2 separate regions of the Homo sapiens genome follow, and region 1 is linked to region 2. Evidence: chromatin loops called from intact Hi-C (ENCODE). Cell type or tissue: ascending aorta. All regions are shown on one strand. Links, peaks and the distances in the headings refer to the core of each region. The heading gives the core; the rest is flanking DNA.

The links. A loop is a pair of places that touch in the nucleus more often than their neighbours do. Peaks named below come from ENCODE experiments on the same cell type or tissue, not always from the same donor. Only the 100,000 strongest peaks of a DNase experiment are listed, where the experiment ranks them.
Region 1: a loop joins it to region 2, with 2.7 times the contacts of the local background. A loop is called at or near these places in 5 of 110 quality-filtered maps.

What each region holds. Positions count from the first base shown.
Region 1 is chr1:204,824,575-204,833,570 of GRCh38, reverse strand. It overlaps NFASC (neurofascin), which reads right to left and starts at 4,919. Exons shown (of 30, transcript NM_001005388.3): 1 at 4,789-4,919. In ascending aorta, for the core only: CTCF peaks have their summits at 3,791 and 5,031; DNase peaks (open chromatin) are centred at 3,561 and 4,920; H3K4me3 peaks cover 2,419 bases; H3K27ac peaks cover 1,137 bases.
Region 2 is chr1:204,887,351-204,896,346 of GRCh38, reverse strand. All of the region lies in intron 1 of NFASC (neurofascin), which reads right to left. Among named protein-coding and RNA genes, the nearest start is that of NFASC, 63 kb to the right of the region's middle. In ascending aorta, for the core only: no CTCF peak of the experiment used is centred there; a DNase peak (open chromatin) is centred at 8,292; H3K27ac peaks cover 2,141 bases.

The sequences.
Region 1 (8,996 bases), core at 762-8,761, 63 kb after region 2:
TCAAAAATGCCTTCTAACTGAATCCTTCTAACAGATTTTCCTAGAAAGCCTTGTGCATGTGGATAAAACATCCTAGCTTTTTATTTTTCTACCTGGGGTTGGAGGCGGGGAGGGGGTGGGAGGTGGGGCTCAGTACGACATATGGGAGAGGAGCACAGGCTTTGAAGTCAAACAAATAAAGGTTTAGATTCTAGCTCTGCAACTCACCTGTTCTGTAATCTTCAACAAGTAACAGCTTCTCTGAATCTGTCATTTTCTGTAAAACCAGCAACTTAACAATATCTCATTTGTAGGGTTAACCCTTTGAGGATGAAATGAAATGATGCATATAAAGCATAGAGTAGGGTGCCTAGCACATAGAAAGAACTCGATAATGGTGACTATTGTTATTACGCCACTTTTATTTTTTTCTGGCTTGCCTCAAGACCTAATGAAAAAAGGGTGGCCTGAGAGTTCTCAAGCTGGCACAATCTAACCAATGTCCTGGGTCAGCAAAGCTGTGGAAGTGCCTACTCAAGCACCCCGCACAGCCATTAACTCCCAGGCCCTCTTCTGCAGTCCAGGGACCAGGCCATATGCATCCAACATCTGCCCTTACAGTTAGGCCTGGGCCCTTGCAGCTAGACCTGGGCCTTAGCTGGGCATTGTAAGTGCCCAAAGGTTTGTCATCAACTTGCTCAAGCCAAGGCAGGGGTCTGTCCAGACAGTTTGGTGCAATCACTCCAGATCCTACTGCTCACTATGACCCCTCAGCCATGCTCCTACAACACCAGGAATTCATCTAACCTCAATTATAGCAGTTCTTGTGCTGAGTCTTAATTTGGTTTCATTTCTGTGTCTCCAATTTGACTTACATGCCCAATAGCTTGCACAGCTCCTGACAGATTCAAAGGCTCAGGATACATTGATGAAATGAACAAAAATGGGTGTGTGGGGGAAAAGAGGGGCTACTCAGACAGATGAAACTGACAGTCTCTCTCCTTAGGCTATTTTCCCACTTCGGCTATGGATATTTGCGGGAATCTGTGGTCAAGTGTATAGCTTCTAAGGACCTCTCCTGCTTACCAACAACTTGCCCTCCCCATCAATGACTCCCACCTGACTCTGACCTCCCCATAATGCCAAATCCTTTCACACACCTTGCAGGTGTGTGAACCTTGCAGTCCTCACAATATTTTTCCTCGCCTTGCCTCTCAGCACATCCCTGTGCATCTTGCCTACACACGAGTAGCTCCCAGAGCCTCTTTCCTCTGACTCACTGACATTCTAAGCATATCCAGCCACACTTTACCCCTAAAATACAAGAGCTTAGAAGATGGGATTGGGAGAGTTAAGCAGCCTCGACCTCATCACAGAGCTCCCTTTGGGTATTCCCCTATCAGGTTCTAGCCACATCTAGCCGGGTTCACCTTGTTCACACAGGTGTTCACACAGAACATTACCCCTCTAGCCCTTCAAGCTGGGGATCTGACAACACCTTGAACCTCATCTTGTCCCCTACCCTTTTCCTGAGAGTCAACTTCAGGGTCAGCCCTGAGCTACCATTCCGGATAGCATCAGCCAAGCCCTCTTCATAGCTGTGGAGAGCAGGGTGCTGATACCACTGGAATTAAAGATCCCGCTGTGTAACATCCCTATCCGGATGCTCTTGCTCAAGCTTATCTGTTATTTGTCTGATCACCTGTCTTCCTCTTCCATTGCCCAGGAGCTCGGAGAGATTGGACCCTAGCTTACTTTTCATCTCTATGGTCTCAGCACCTAGCAGAGCAGCACACCGTAGGGCTTAATGGATCTTTGTTAAATGAGTAAGTATGAAACCGGCCTTACGTTCCTCTCACTTCTCCCCTCCCCACCCCAAACATCACCCCAGGCAAACAGACTGAGAACTGAATTTTTCTGCTTCCCCCTCTCTGATTTCCTAAGAATTTCTTTTTCTAAAGACAAAGGGATGATTCTCACACTCCAGCTCCTCCATGGTCTTGAAGATCTCAGGGTGCCTCTGGCCTCCAAAAAAGCCTGAGGGAGAAGAGTGGAGCCAGAGGTAGGAAACAAGTTGCAATATACTGATCAGAGCCTTGGCATCCTGTCTCTCACTCACCACAGAAATCAGACCCTCCTCTGGCCCACCCACCCCAGAAATGCAAAGCCAGAACCCCACCCCCAGCTCTCAGCCACCTCTTCAATGTGTGCCTTAAAAGAACCAGCCCTTGTGAGCGCAGCCAGTTCAGCCCACAGGGAGCTGGCTAGGTACAATTGGAAGGTCTTGCTCCAGCTCTCTGGGGAGCTGGCTTCTCCCTCCGTGTGCCTTGGTTTATTTCTCCGTACTCTTTCTGATGCCAAACAAGGGGGTGAGGGGTGAAATTCATTGCACAAAACTGGGAAATATGTACACTGTTATTAGAATCCCCCACTTCACCTGAGCTCCAGTCAAGCATTTCAACATCAGGACCTTAATCCAATCAGCTCTCAACAACGGCTGCAGGTAATGCTTTCTCCCTGTACCAGGAAAAGCTGGCAGCCCTTAGGCACTGATGCCAGGGAAAGCTTCCAGCCCCACCCCCTCTCACGCTGGAGAGGCGACGGAGAAGGGTGACAAAGCAAGGTGCAGCCAGTGCCCCCAGCAGCACATCCCCTTGCCAGGCACTGCCTGAGGCCCATTCAGAGTTTACTGCACAGGAGCTGAAGGAGTCCAGTCACTTGGATTCCTAAAGTGAAAGCCTTGCAGAGAAGGGACAGAGTCTGTCTGCAATTCGCTCTTAACGCCTCAATTTAAGCCTCTGGGTTTCGTCTAAGCCCCTAAGACAGGAATCGGGCTGCCATTCCCTGTTCCACAGTGGCAACCACAATTTCTGGGGCTAAGTGGGAGTGAGTCTCTTTCCTTACTGGCATAATTCTCTCTCTCTCTCTCTCTCTATACACACATCACACAACACACACACACATCACAACACACACACACATCACAACACACACACACATCACAACACACACAACACACCCCTTCAGTTGAATCCAAAGACAAGGGGAGAAATTACTCCCTCCGAAGTGCCAGCTCAGTCAAGACAAAAGGTGAAATGTATTAGCTGCGTAGCAGGCCCCCATCTCCTTCAATTCTTCCTGCAATGCAATTCCACCACATCCAATCATCCCCAAACCAGAAGGAGGATAGATCTCTGCCTGCCTTCCTCCACTGCCCCCACCTCACAGCTGGTATGGCCCCTATCCCCAGAGGCTTCCACTCTTCACACACATTTTCCCTGGGCTATTCTCCTATTGCTTTAAGTTCTGTGGGCTCTGAGGCTGGCTTTGGCTCCACACAAACAATTAAACTCCTGTCCAACCAGGTCTCAAAGCCCTGTGGCTTGCCCTTGCCTTGCTGGAGATTTGACTGAGGCCCAGCAGGGCCCAGCACATTTCCAAGGGTAGATGAGACGCACTAGGCCCTCATGCCAGGGACACAGGCAGGCAGAAAAGGGGTATTGTTGTCCTCTCCCCCACACTGAGGGATGAGGCATCTCTGCTCAACACACACACACACACACACACACACACACACACACACACCCCATGCCAAAATGCCAAGGAAGGAGTCAGGAGCAGAACCTGGCTCAGGACAGGATGGGGGCTGCCATGGGGACCAGATTCTAGGTGATTCAGCACTCTGCCCACTCTTGGCCCAGCCCATGGGCCACACTCATGACAGCTCCAGATGCCAAAGTGCTGACTTGGAGGCTGAAGCAGAATCTTTTCTAAAATCCAAAATTATCCAGCCCTCCAGCAGGGCTCCTCATCCAGGCCTTTACATCAGGGCTCAGGCCAAGCCCCAGGAGGAGTCTGCTCAGTCATTCCCCTGGACCCTGCCCCTTCCCCATCCTAGTTTCCCAATGCCTAGCACCCCCTCCCCCAATCCATCTAGGAAACAAACCTGAACAGCTAGAGGAGTAGAGTGGCTGCATGGCTGGAGAGGAACATAAGAGAGAGGCCTACTAACCCCCAGCATTCTTCCCCAAGCCACAAATAGGATCGAACATGCAGAAAGGGGTTATATTCCACAACCAAGATCCCCACCCAGGGAAGGGGGGTCCAGAGGCCACTGAGGGAGGGCTGGGTACAGGCTGTATGGCTCCACACAGCACCAGGAAGGGCAGCTAGGGAAGGTGACGGGTGTCAGGCCAGCTAACAGCCAAAGGGGGGAGAAGGCGGGGTTCTTGAGAGGGACTGTGATGCAGGAGGACACCAAGAGGCAGCTGGGAAGGGGCTGGGACAGGGCGTGCAAGGGGGAACCAGGGGAGGACAGAAACTGAGGGAGCAAATGGAGAGACAGGACACCAACTGGTAGGGGCATGAGATGGGGAAGAGAATAGGGGAGGCAAGAAGGGGCTGATGTGTGCGGTAGGAAATACAGGAGGCATGGGGTCATCCAAAGTGGGGTGTCGAGGTAAACAGAAGTACAAGGGCAGGCAGGGCTCACGGATGAGGCGGGGACAGAGAGGAAAGGGAAAGGGTTGAGGATGCGGGAAGGGGGAGGGGACGCGGCCAACGAGATAGAAAGGGTGTTGGGGTGGGCAGGGGGCTGGGAGCTGGACGGGGACGGGGTGGGCATACGAACAGAATCGGATGGATTCGGGGCAGGTGACAGTGTGGAGAGGGGAAGGGATGGGAATGTGGACGGAGGGGGAGGGGGCAGGTCAGGGGATGGAGACAGACGAGGGCGGGAACAAGGGGGTGTCGCTAGGTGGGTTTCCATGACTCTCTACCCCCATCTCTCCGGTGTTCGCGCTCGCCTACCTCCAAGGGCTCGGGCTCCGGCCCTGGGCGCTGTCCGAGCTGTCCGCTGCCGGCGCCGCCACTTCCCCCGCGTCCCCTGCAGCGCCTCTCGCCGCCAGCCGCCGCATTAGGGCAGAGACCAGCCCGTGCGCGTCCCCGGGCGGCCGGCGCGCCCCCGACACCCTGCGTGCGCGCCCCCGCGCCCCTCCCTTCGCGCTCCTAGCGGCCGCTGAGCGGGGACCAGGACAGAGGCGGAGGGAAGGATGCTCCGGACGCAGCCCCGCCTGGCGCGCTGGGGAGCGGTGCGCAGAGCCAGGGCCGGAAAAAAAAATCCTCCTTTCTCTTTTCACCTGAGGCCTCTTTGCGGGCTTGCCTGGAGAGTGATAACTAGTCTCCCCGTTTCCGTTCGCTGAGCACCTACTACGTGCAAAGCACACAGGAGGAAGTACCCTGAAGCCCCAACAGGATCGCTTGTTTGCACCTCCACCATAGACTGTGACTTTAGGGAGCAGGAAGTTGCCGGACAGCTTGTGTTCTCAGGGCCTAGCACAGAGACTTGTTTGTGGTAAACTCTCCAGCAACATTTGTTGATTGGCAAGTCGTTGGATCCTGATTCAGGGATGTGAGAGAGGTTGTGACTGCTATGAACAGTGCGGGGCTTTCTTTTAGAAATGGGAGATTTCCTCTGCCCTAGGGGGACTCAGGCCTCAGTCGTGGCTGGAGAACTATCTGACATGATAGCAAGACATTTATCTGTGGACATCAGTTTCCACAACTGAACCATGAAAAGTTGATTGGGTGGTCGCCCAAGGTCTCTTCTAGCTCTGACACGAAGACTGCATTAGGTTCTGTGCACAGGATCTGAGCTCAGAATTATCACCTGAAACAGTGGAAAGATCCCAGTTAGGGAATCATAGAATCTTTGTCTTGGAAGAGCACTTGGAAGCTTCTAGTTCAGCTCCTCATCCAAAACTACAGTCCCCTGCAGCATCCCTCTGTGGCCCCATTCAAGGGCTACTTTCTCTGTGCTCATAGCTCCTACCCTGGCACCACTGTCTTTTATTCTGGATGAGAACACCAAAGTTCAAGGAACCTGCCCAAGTAATAATTCAAAGCCCAGATGCATCTGACAGTGCCTAGTTAAAACTACTTTGCTATTTTAAGATGGGCCCTACAAGTTTTAGATTTCACCAATACTAGAATCTTCTAATATGGTCAAGTTGAAGGATCACAGGATTTGCCAAGAAAGTCCTGGCTTACCAGCAGGGTAAACTTGGGCAGTTCACTTAACCTCTCTAAGTCTTCTTTTTCCCATCTGTAAAATGGGCATAGAGTGAGCATCAATGAGATAAGGTACTGAACCAAACTGTTCTTTACAAATGTTAATTATTGTTCAGCCTTCCCTCCCCTTTCTTCATTACTTTTAAACAGCAAATACACGAAGGTCTAGAGAGATGGACCCCACACAGTGGTTTGGTGGTTGAAACTGAACTGGGACTCAAGTTTCATGGCCTTAGTATAAAGAAATTAAGTGTGGGCCTAAAGGGAGCATGGTGACCCCCAGAGGCCCTGAGGGTGAAGGTGTTTCCTTGGCCTCGGTGGTGTCCCAGAGCTGCAGGCAAGTCCTGATGGAGGGAGAGGCACCCCCTGCTGGTGATGGACTCTGGGGACTAAGAAGAGCCTACGCACCTTGCAGGCTGTTCTGCTGCTGTGTCAGGAACAGACTCACTCAGGACCGAGGGCAGAAAGTGGTTGCTCTTTTTCTTTCCTGACATTTATCTGGCCTTCCTGCTTCTTTTTCTTCCCTGGGTTTGCACCTCTAGTTCTGGCTGGAACCCTCAGCAAGCATGGACTTTCAACCCAGACCTGAAACCTCACTCACTGTGTCCTCTGTCATGGTGAATGGCAAGTCACAGGATTTTCACATTCCCTAGTGTTTCATTCCTCCCAATGAAATTCCATAAGCCCTGCCTCATCCTGGGCTCAGACCAAGAGAAAGCCCCAGGTATGAGTCTCGGGCACTTGAAGCCATCCTCTTCCACACTGGTCCCTAGGAAGTGTGGGGAAACTGGCAGATTCGTGCATCATTGGTGGAGGTTTAACTTGGTATGGCCTTTTTGGGAGAGCAATACAGCAGTACCATCAAGACTTTAATGACACCCTTGACCCATCAATGCCACCTCAAAGAATCCAGCCTGCAGAATCACTGGCCCAATCCACAAAGATGTGTATGCACAAGGATACTCAGTGCGGCTCAAGAGGACAATGATTACATCCATTGTAATAATCCATGCAATAGCACAGTTTTAAAAATTATAACAATGATAACACACACACATTTGTTTTTTAAAAAGCAAGTTAATAATGACATACAGGGAATAAAGGTATTATCCTTTTCTGGGGGAAAAGGGAAAGCAAATTGGGAGACAGGGTGGGAAGAAGAGGAAAGAGGGAATAATGCCCTGGGCTAGTTTAGAAGATAAGAGCAAAGGCCCTTAAGCTTACTAGGAAGGACCTAATTTTTGTTGAAGCCTTTCACATACTAGGCCTTTTGCATATATTATGTTACTCATTCCTCAGAAACCCCAGTGAGGTGGGGATCATTGTCCCCAATTTACTGATGAGGAAATAGATGCCCAGTGAGGTTAATAAGAGTACAGCATCACACAGATGGGGTGTGGTACAGTGTTAGCTTTGCCCCTAGAGAGATCTGACTTTTGTCCTTGGCTCCTGGGAGGTCATCTCTGAGTCCTTGGTTATCTCACCTGATAAGAGTATCTTTATCTACCTGGGGGTCTTGGGCAAAACCAGGTAGTCTATACTAACAATGATGGATGGTGGGGTCTTTGGGCATGCATCGGCTCAACCTCCAGAGGGGCTAGAAACTAAGGTCAACCACTTGGATGGTCAGCCATGACTACATGACTGAGCCCCAATAAAATCCCTGGACACTAAGGATTGGAAGAACTTCCCTGATTAGCAATATTTTGCATGCAGTGTCACACATTGTTCCTGGGAGACTTTAGCACTGTCCTCAGCTTCATCAAGAGAGAATAACTGCGATCTCTGCACATGCAACTCTCCTGGACTCTGCTTGACCTGTCTCTTCTTTTGGCTAATTCTAATCTGTATCCTTTTATTGTAATAAACCACCATTATGAGCCTATGAGCTCTCAGTTCTATGAGTCCTTCTAATAAATTACTGACCTAAGAGGGGTCTTGGGAATGCTTGAGCTTGCAATTGGTCAGAAGTAAGAATGGTCTCAGGGACTGCTTCCTAACTCTGTAGATGGTAAGTGGTGGAATTGGGAGTTGGACAAAGATCTTAGAGTCTCCAGGGTGTACCCTCTCCCACTGCACAACACTCCCTTACGCCGACCTATTGTATAACAAGTGCCAAAGGACAGAAACTCTGCCACTGATACAAAAGGGCTGGGCTCCCGGCTAAACCCCACCCTTAAGCCTGGAACTGTGGCCCTAAGTGGATATAGCTGACCCCACTTTTCCTCCCAAATGTTGCCTTTTTGGCCTGCCCTGCCCCTATCCCTTGCCCATAAAAGACTTTAGCTGGCAGAGAAACACAAGTGGCTGAGTGGCAAGGAGACAAGTGGCTGAGCAGTGAGCAGAGAAGCAACTGAACATCAGAGACTGTGGATAGACATGGCTAATTTCAGGCAGTGTGGCTTCAGAGAGGGGCCCAGATGGAGACAGCCAGGCTTCAGAGAAAGATTACCTTCCCATCCCCTTTCCAGGCTCCCTTTCCACTGAGAGCCAACCACCACTCAATAAAGTCTTCCACACTCATCACCTTTCAAACAGTTCATGTGACCTGATTCTTCCTGGACACTGGACAAGAACCCGGGTGCTGAGAGGGCAGGGGCTGCCACCCTGACCTTCCACTGAGCTGACTGACACTTGGCCATCTCTGGACAGCAGAGCTGAAAGAGCATCCATTGCAACACACTTGGATGCTGCTGCAGGGCCCACACAGAGCTTGCTCCCACCAGAGAGGAGTGACCGGCTAGTTCTAGCATTCGTTCACTCTGGTTCCCGCACTCACTCACACACTCCCTTCTGCCAGGAGTGGCCATCAGCAGGCTGAGTGAAATGAGCCACTCCAGTTCCTGCCCACAAAGGGGGTCAAGGGAACAATCCTGTGTCACTATCATGAGGAAGAACAAGAGCAGAGTGATAGTCATGCTGAGCTCTAGCAAAGCAGGTGGATGAGG
Region 2 (8,996 bases), core at 714-8,713:
TGGAACAAAGCAGGATTGTGCTGGCTGCCTCCCCTGCAAGAATTCACATTCTAGACCCGTCTAAATGCCAGTCTAAATGCTACTCAGAATACAATTACTAAACCCAACAAGCAGCAGCCACAGGCGGGGGCTGCAATGTTCCCCCTCCCACTGATTTTGCGGCAGCTTCAGGCGATGCACCTCAGTTCTCTGCATTCAGCTTTTCTGATTACCGCACCCCACTTCCTCTCCTCCAGATTGTTCCTTTTGGCCTTCTCCATGCCATCTCTTCCAGGCCAGAGAGTGGGCAAAGCTGTTCGCAGCTCAGAAGCTCCTAAACAAAATAATCTCAAGGAATCCAATAGATTGGACACTGATCCCCTTTGCAGAACAAATTCCCTTCATTCTCAACCTCTTACAGGTTGGGGAGGAAAGTAGAAACCTGAAGAAGGCACCCAAGACTGAGGATCCTATATCTCTAAGAAGGTGATTATGATGTTAGAGGAGTCACTTACATAAAGGGGGTTGGGAACATAGATGCTCAAATTCAAATGTAGGGTCTTAAGTATTTAAAAAATGAGGATATTTGTGAGTACTGGTTTGGAAATACAGCACTGAAAAGTAACAATGTGGTATTCAAATAATGCCTCAAGGTTACAATATCAGTGATATTACCAGGAAGTAAACATCTAAAAGTGAAATGAATAGTTCAGATGTTCCAGTTTATAGGCAATGCATTTCTGGAGATCACATCTTAAAGCCCATCTTTGTAAGCTGAAATCCTGACTGCCCACTGTTGTGGTCAATCCAGCCACATACATGGTCATCAGCAAAAATCAGGGGGTGAATGAGTAAAAGCTGTGAGAATGGATGCACATCCTCTATTAGGCAGTAGTAAAAAAGCAGGGTTGAATGACACAAAGGGGCAGACATGTTCAGAGCCAATCCCTGATGTACTACAGCAAAACTGAAGCAGGAGTTCAGAGAAGGAAGAAATTAAAAGAAGCTGGTGGTAGTGGGAAGGGGCTGGCAGGAAATGGGACGGGGCTGTTGGGTAAAGTGTAGACAGTCTGGGTCTTGAAAGCTTGAGTAGTGGCAGAAATTAGGTAAGTCAGGAGGGACAGGCAGGGGTCATATGATATTGGGTTGTGGTGTGAGCAATAATAACTCAAGGCTGTTCTTATGGGCAGGAAGGATACCAGTTTGGATGGAGAGGAAAGTTTGTGTAAAAGAGTAGTAGGAGAGGAACTGGAAAAAACAGAACATTTGGAATGTTAGACTAGAGGTTTTCAGTTTTTTTAAACTATGCAAGCAACACAGAAGACATTCCAGCAGTAAAAAGATTCAAAGAATAAAGATTAAGTGAATAAACCCCTCAATGCTCCCTTCTCTCATTCAAGTCTCTTTTGGAGGCAACACTGTTAGTAATTAGGTAGATAACCTTCTGCCAGGCTAAAGACCTCATGTAACAGGCAATAGGGAATCACTAGAACTTCTGGAGCCAGGGATGGTGTCCAAATCGGGAATAGTCAGCAGAGGTGAGCAGATGACTCCTGAGAATGGCATAATGAAAGGCATGACTCAGAAGACAGTGGATGATGCAGGAAGAAAAACAGTAAGAAAACAAGCTTGAAGGTGACACTGAGGTTGACTGATGGAAGGTGAGACTGAGGGAGACTGATTAAAAATCAAAAGGGGAATAGGTGGTAAAATGTTTTAAAGGGAGGAGCTGAAGGGGAGGCCAGGAGGGCAGAGGACTGGTTTAGCATCCCAACTAGAAAGAATTCCAAGGAATAACAGAGGGCCAACAAGAGGTGGTAGGCAGAAGGATCTACTCAGCATGCTAATATCTAGGCTCTTTGTAATTAATATTTGCCTCAATGGTAAAACAACTGTTCTTGATACACAGTAAGCACTCAATAAATGTTGAATTGAATGTTTTTGAAACTAAATTACAAGGAACCCCATCCCCTAAAAATGAGTATGGAAGACAAAATGCATTTCCTCCTACCCAACAGCCATTCCCATCTTCTTCCCCAGCTCCAAGGGATAAGACATGATTTGGCTAAGCCAAGCATGATAATAACATTCCCCTTTGCCAGTAGTTGGTTTAAGGATGGGCATATGGCCAAGTTGGCCAATGAGGCATGAGGAAGTCAGCTGGGGAAACTTTTGACAAATATTTTTTTAATCTCTGCCAAAGATACAGCAGAGGCCTGATATCTTATTCCTACCAAGAAGTTGACTATTTTAGGACATGATGCTTATAACTATGAGGTGATACATCCAGGTACAAAGAGTTGATAAGCTGAAGATTCCAAAGTGGCCAGGCAAAAAAAGCCTGGGTCCTTTATAACTGAAGTCCTGCCCCAAATCTGAAAGCACCTACATCCAGACTACTTGTTATGAGAGGTCATTAATGTCCTTTTCCTTCAGCCTCTGCTATCTGGGCGTTGTTAGCCATCTAAAGGCAGGCAAATGGGAATTGGTGACATAATTCACACCAGCTTTTACTAAGTTCCTAAAATATTTAGTTGGGCAACAAAGCTTTACTGTATAATGGACTTACTGAATAAGAGAGGCAAAGGGGGAGAAGCTTGACAGAGTGGGGGAAAGCCTAAAACTGCCAGAGCAGCCCAGGAGGCAGCAGAGCTTGAGTTAGCGCAATACAGTGCAGCGCAATACAATGCAACTTCATCTAATTCGACAAACATTAATTGTGCGTCTTCTTTGTATAATGCCCTTTGGGGAACAAAAAGATGAAGAACACACGGCTCACCATGGAATCTTGCTTCCTCTCTTTCTTTAGCAATTTTAGATCTGGTACTAGGCCCTGCTGCTAGATCACTTCTTGGTATTCTGCAGACGTTTGTTTCCTTTCTCTGTACTTCAAACATGGGCATTTCCCAGGTGCCACTCTCAGAGATGCTCTTAGTCTCCACAATCTCCCTGGGAAATCTTATCTTCACCAATGGTTGCAATCACCTCCTGCTCAATAATGACTCCCATATTGATTTCTCATGTCCAAGCATCTCTCCCACCATTAAATCTATATTTTCAGCTGTTCAGTAACTATCTCCACTTGGATCTCCACTGGGACCTTAAAAACAACATATTTAAGACCAGACCCATGATCATCCTACCAAATCTTCTCTTCCTCCTTACAGTCACATTATCAGTGAATAACACCATCTAGCATGTTCACCAGCTAGACTTGAAAAGCAGCTTCTTCTCCCTCTCCAAGTCTCCCACACCCAACTCCTATATTTTGGCTCCAGAGTATCTATTTACTCTATCCCTTACATTCTTGCTTCCTACAGATTCTTTAGTTCAAGTCTCATGGGATTACTATGAAACCTAGTCATTGTTTTTTTGCTTCCTAACAACATTCATCTTGAGTTTCTGCAAGACACATGGTACAGTTTTGCTTTGCTGTAGCCATGGATGATACAGACTTCCTTAGAACCTTAGAATATCTGGGTCAAATGCCAGGTGGGCGTGCTTTAGCACAACCCAGTAACTGTCCAATAGAGATATGATAGTGTAAGCCACAAATGGGATTTTTCCGAATTCTGTAATAGTCATATTAAAGAAGTAAAAAGAAACAGGTGAAATCAATTCAATTTTAATAATGTATTTTATTTAACCCAAGATTCAAAATATTATCAGCTTCTAATCAATACATAAGAACTATCGAGAACTATTAACGAGATAGTTTACATTAAACATGGAAAGTTTATACTTACAGCTCATCTCAATTCAGGTCAGCCACATTTCAAGTGCTCAATAGTCACATGGGCTAGTGGCTACCATTTTGGACAGCACAGCCCTAGACCAACCAGCTGACAGCAGTGCATGTCAGCCATGTGAGGCCATCTGAGATCATCCAGCTGTACTGGGGCCACCAGATGACTGTCGCTACATGAGTGACACCTGACATGGCCATCAGAAGAATCTCCCAACAGAGCCCAGCTTAACTTGTTGACTCATAGATTGTGAATACATAAAATGGTTGTTTTAAGCCACTAAGTTTTGGGGTGGCTTGTTATGCAACAAGACAGTGGATACTAGAGCAGACAGTGTTGCTACATTTGCTAAGGAACTGAAAGTCGTTAAGAGTTCAGGAAAGGAAGGGGTTAACTATTCAAGGTGGATAAAGAAGGGTTAAGCTAACCTAGCAAAAACAGTCCTCAAATGTGTAGTCAGCATCAGAGAACTCACTTTCCCTTAATATATTTCCTTTTTACCAACTCTGAGCCACCTTCCTGTGATTAAAATTGCTTGCTATGGGGCTTACTCATTTACTTAAAAAAATGCATGCCTACAGCATACAAGGCACATTCCTGATGCTCAGTAATAACAGAGGAGCCCATGGTATCTTCTTCCCTAGGCTAGGTACAGGGCTCCATGGAGGCTAGGGCTGGAGAAGATTATGGTACTAGGTTTCCTCGTAGACTGGGTTAGTTTGGCCGTAAGTTTTGGCTGCAGCAGGTAAGTGGCAGCCATGCTTGTTGCCTGCCTGGGCAACGTGCCTCTTCATCTCTGTGTCCTTCCTCTGGACTTGCCAGGCATTTCATCAAGCCTGCAAGGAGTCCCCCATAGGAAAACAATAATGTTTCCTGGACCAACCTACTCCAGCCCCACTCTGTGCCCCACACTCCTGGCAGTACTGAAAGAAAATCTATCCTGATGCCCATCCACAGTGCTATAGAGGTGTGTGGTCCAGTGCCATTTCAGATGCTCTCAGGCACATGTTTACAGGGCTCCAAATACCGCTGTAGTGACTATCTCTGCAAGAGCTACCCACTTCATACAGGCACCACCCCACAGTGCCACGACGTATGCCTAGCTTCCTGCACCTCTTGCTTCTAGCCCTAGGGCCTCTTATTGACAATGAGGGGTGAGATAAAGTAGGACCTATTCAGAGATCCCAGGCATGTGCAACCCAGAAATTCAGGGGAATTAATGACCCATGGTTTGAAACTTTGACCAGTGGGAAAGGGTGGCCCTTCTCCTGATGCACTGTCCCTAGCAACAGTCCATCTCTACACTTCCAATAGCCTGAGCCACTGGTTGGGTTTGAGACCAGGAAGTGGGGGCATCCTCATATTGGCTCATCCTCTCCTCGCCCTTCTTGCCTGTTCCTTCACTTCTGTTCTCTGGGATTGCACTCCCTAATAAAGTTGTAACACATAAGCCTTGCCCGAGGTTCTGCTTTCTAGGGATTCCATGCCAAGATGCCAAGTGACCTAGGACCCAATCAGGGAAGAGACCTTTACATTCTACTCTCAAGTATGACTTTAGGCACCTTATGTCTAGCTGCTTCAATGGAGACCCAAATTTCTGGCCCTGAATTGAAGTAATACCTTCTTGGCTCATCCCACTATCCTTGGGAGAAGGCCTGGCCCACTACCAGGGTGAGACCATTGGGTGAGCATCAGGGGATGCATGCCACTATCACTCCCTCTACCACCCACTTCTTAGAAAAGTGCCTCCCTGGCCAGGTGCGGTGGCTCACGCCTGTAATCCCAACACTTTGGGCAGCTGAGGCGGGTGGATCACCCGAGGTCAGAAGTTAGAAACCAGCCTGGCCAACATGGCAAAACCCTGTCTCTACTAAAAATACAAAAATTAGCCAGGTGTGGTGGTGGGCGCCTGTAATTCCAGCCACTCGGGAGGCTGAGGCAGGAGAATAGCTGGGACCTGGGAGGCAGAGGTTGCAGTGAGCAGAGATCATGCTATTATATTTTAGCCTGGGCGACAGAGTGAGACTCCATCTCAAAAAAAAAGAAAAAAAAAAAAGTGCCTCCCTGCTTTCCAAAGACACCAGGCATCCTTTTTCTCAAGGACCTTTACTTAAGCTACTGAAAATGTTTCCCTTCTCCCCTTCTGATTTTTCTTCATACCAAGTTCAAGAGAAAAAGCTAAGTTTCCCGTGCCCACTTTATTTACTTATAAAAGGATGGGGTTGGTTGCCCCCAGGCCTGCCCTGTATTGCTTCCTAGGTTTTCACATAGTGCCGTCTGGATCCCTCAATCACATGGGGGCTCTGGGCAGGCATGCAGCAGGTCTCACAGCTCTGCACTCTGGGCTGCTTCAGCATGAGCACATGTGCAGCCAACACAACCTGCGTGAATGGATGGATGCAGGAAGGGATAGGTGTTACCCAGGGGTCATCGCACAGCCTCCACCTCAGGGGATTTTAAATAAGAAACAACTCTTCCCCTACATCTTCTGTCAGGCAAGTCAACCAATTTGCCTGTGTGCTCAGCCTCACCCTAAGCAGATGGCACCAGAGCAGCTCTCAGAGATAGGGGAGGCCCACAAAGACCTTTTTGGTCTCATTTGATGACTTTGTTACAGCCCCGAGGAAATAAACATCCTCTCATTTTTACACACAGAACAGCAGGAAAGAGAAGTCGGCTGCCGGAGGGGAATTACCCTCTGAAGCAGTAGCATGGTGCTGTGATAAGGTGGAGTCTGGTTACAATTTGCTGCAAGCACTGATGTTAATGGATTCTATTAATACAAATTTGTACTCTGAAAACCTGATGACAGCTCCCAGCCGCCAGATAAATCTCACCAATTACCACCCAGTACATTGGCCTTCCCGGACTGTTTCTGGGATCTGGGATCTCTGAGAAGCCTCCATTCTAATTGAGGAAAGGAAACAAGGATATTGCACACTGGGGGCGGACGTCTAGACTACCTCCTTCAGGGAACATAGCCTGGAGGAAGGGAAACACAAAGTCCCCAGGGCTGAGAAGATATTCACCAGTGTGTGGGTAAAAGTGAACACCGTAAGACTATTCAGAAAGGTGGTAGCTTCTGCTGTCACAAAATAACCTGCTATTCTGAGCCAATATGGATTTTGTGGATTAACTACCACACCTGCTTCACTTTTCCTGTTAACCTGCGTAATGAAGCACTTGTACTATCACCAAAAGGGTAATTTCTGATGACATCAATAATAGGCATCATGCTGCTTCAAAACATTTTCTTTAAAGTAACCTATCCACTCAGTTAACTGATCCTGGGAAAGTTGGGAAGGTGATGTGGAAACAAGCCTTATGGGGGCTCTATACTTGGCTGCTATTAGTTTAACTTCATTGACAGAAGGATTTTGTAAATCACCTAGGAAAAGAATATTGTATCATTTTAAGTTTCCTTAAATGTAAAAAATAATAGTTTTGGTTTTAGAGTTTCACAATATTCCCTGAAATCAGGTAAGAGAAATTCGAGGTTGTGCAGACAGGCAGAAACCTCGAATCAACAAAACCAAAGCCTGGTCGTTCTTGCCCTTGAGCTCCTGAAACACGGCTGACTCCTGGACTCACTGCCTGACAACCCACGGGAAGCATCCCAACCAGGGTGAACCCCAAGGAAGACTCGTGCTTCAACTCTCAAGCTGGGATCATTCAGAAGCAGAAAGCATGAGGCTTCCCCATTGCCTCCTCTAACTCTAGGGCAGCACAGGGTTCCCTAGAGTTGGTGGATCCCCAGACTGCTGGATTGTGGTGAAAACCAACCCATGTAATTGGCTGTTTCCTACAAAATGGCCAGCCCTAGAGCTCTGCCTGACAGCATTCTTGCCATCTTGTCATACTCATTCATTTAATTCTGTAAGCATTTTAAAATCTCTACTATATGGGAGGTCTTCCCACCCCATGACCTGGCATACTGCCTCCTTAGATTACAATCCCATTTCATTACAGAATTTAAGGTGTTGTGTATTAAACAAAGTTTATGCGAGGTCACTTGTGCTCAGTGCCATGGAATCAAACCAAACTTTGAAATGGGCCAGTTTTCAAAAATCCAGAAGATTCCAGTCAACCTGAGTCAGCATAAGGAAGTCCCCTCTGTTTTAACCCTAGAAGGACAGTTAGTTTGAAATGACCAATCTGCTTTTTGTTCTCTGTGACTGTTTTCTTCAGCTTTTTTCTGCTTATAAAGCCAACCTCCTCTGCTCAGGTCATGGGAACACTCATTCCATTTTAAAGAATGAGGTATTGCCCAATTCTAGGATCACAAATAAAAGCTAATTCGATCTTTAACTAAATTTGTTGTAATTTTGTCTTTTGGCAAGTGTAATGAAGCTGACCCATTGGTTCCAGACTTGGTTCTGCAGTACAGTGGGAGTGCTTTGGGGTTGGCTAGATTTGGTAGACAGAAATACAAGCAGATAACTGCCCAAAGGCAAAGAGGGAGACAAATATGGATGGAAACTGGTGACACGGAAATCAGAGAGAGCCAAGGGGGAGAAGAGAGAAAACCCTAGAGACCATTTGCAGCCTCCGGCCATGAACTGTGAATAACAGGGTCTCTTTTATCACAAGGCCTCAGGGGAGCACCAAGAGTAGCACCAGATGGGTAAGAGCCAGGGACTGTTCAGGCTCTGTTTACCCACCAATTTATTAAGAACAGAGCTGTATTTCCAGCCTCCAACTCCCAGAATTAACAGCCAATCAGGGGCCAGGTATGGTGGCTCATGCCTGTAATCCCAGCACTTTCAGAGGCCAAGGCGGGCTGATTGCTTGGGCCCAGGAGTTTGAGACCAGCCTGGCCAACATGGCAAAACCCTGGCTCTACAAAAAATATAAAAAATTAGCTGAGCGTTGTGGTACACACCTGTGGTCCCAGCTACTTGGGAGGCTGAGGTGGGAGGACTGTTTGAGCCTGGGAGTTCGAAGCTACAGTGAGCCATGATCTTACCCCAGCCTGGGTGACAGCAACAGAGTAAGACCCTGTCTCAAAAAAAAAAAAAAAAAAAAAAAAAAAAAAGCCAATCAGGCTCCTCAAAAAAATTAAACATGGAATTACCACATAATCCAGCAATTCCACATCATATCCAGGTACAGATATGCCAAAGAATTGGAAGCAGGCACTTGAAGAGCTGTTTGTACACCCATGTTCATAGCAACATGATTTGCAAAAGCTAAAAGGTGGAAACAACCCAAATGTCCATTGACAATGGATAAACAAAATGTGGTATATCCATGCAAATAAAGGTCTATTAT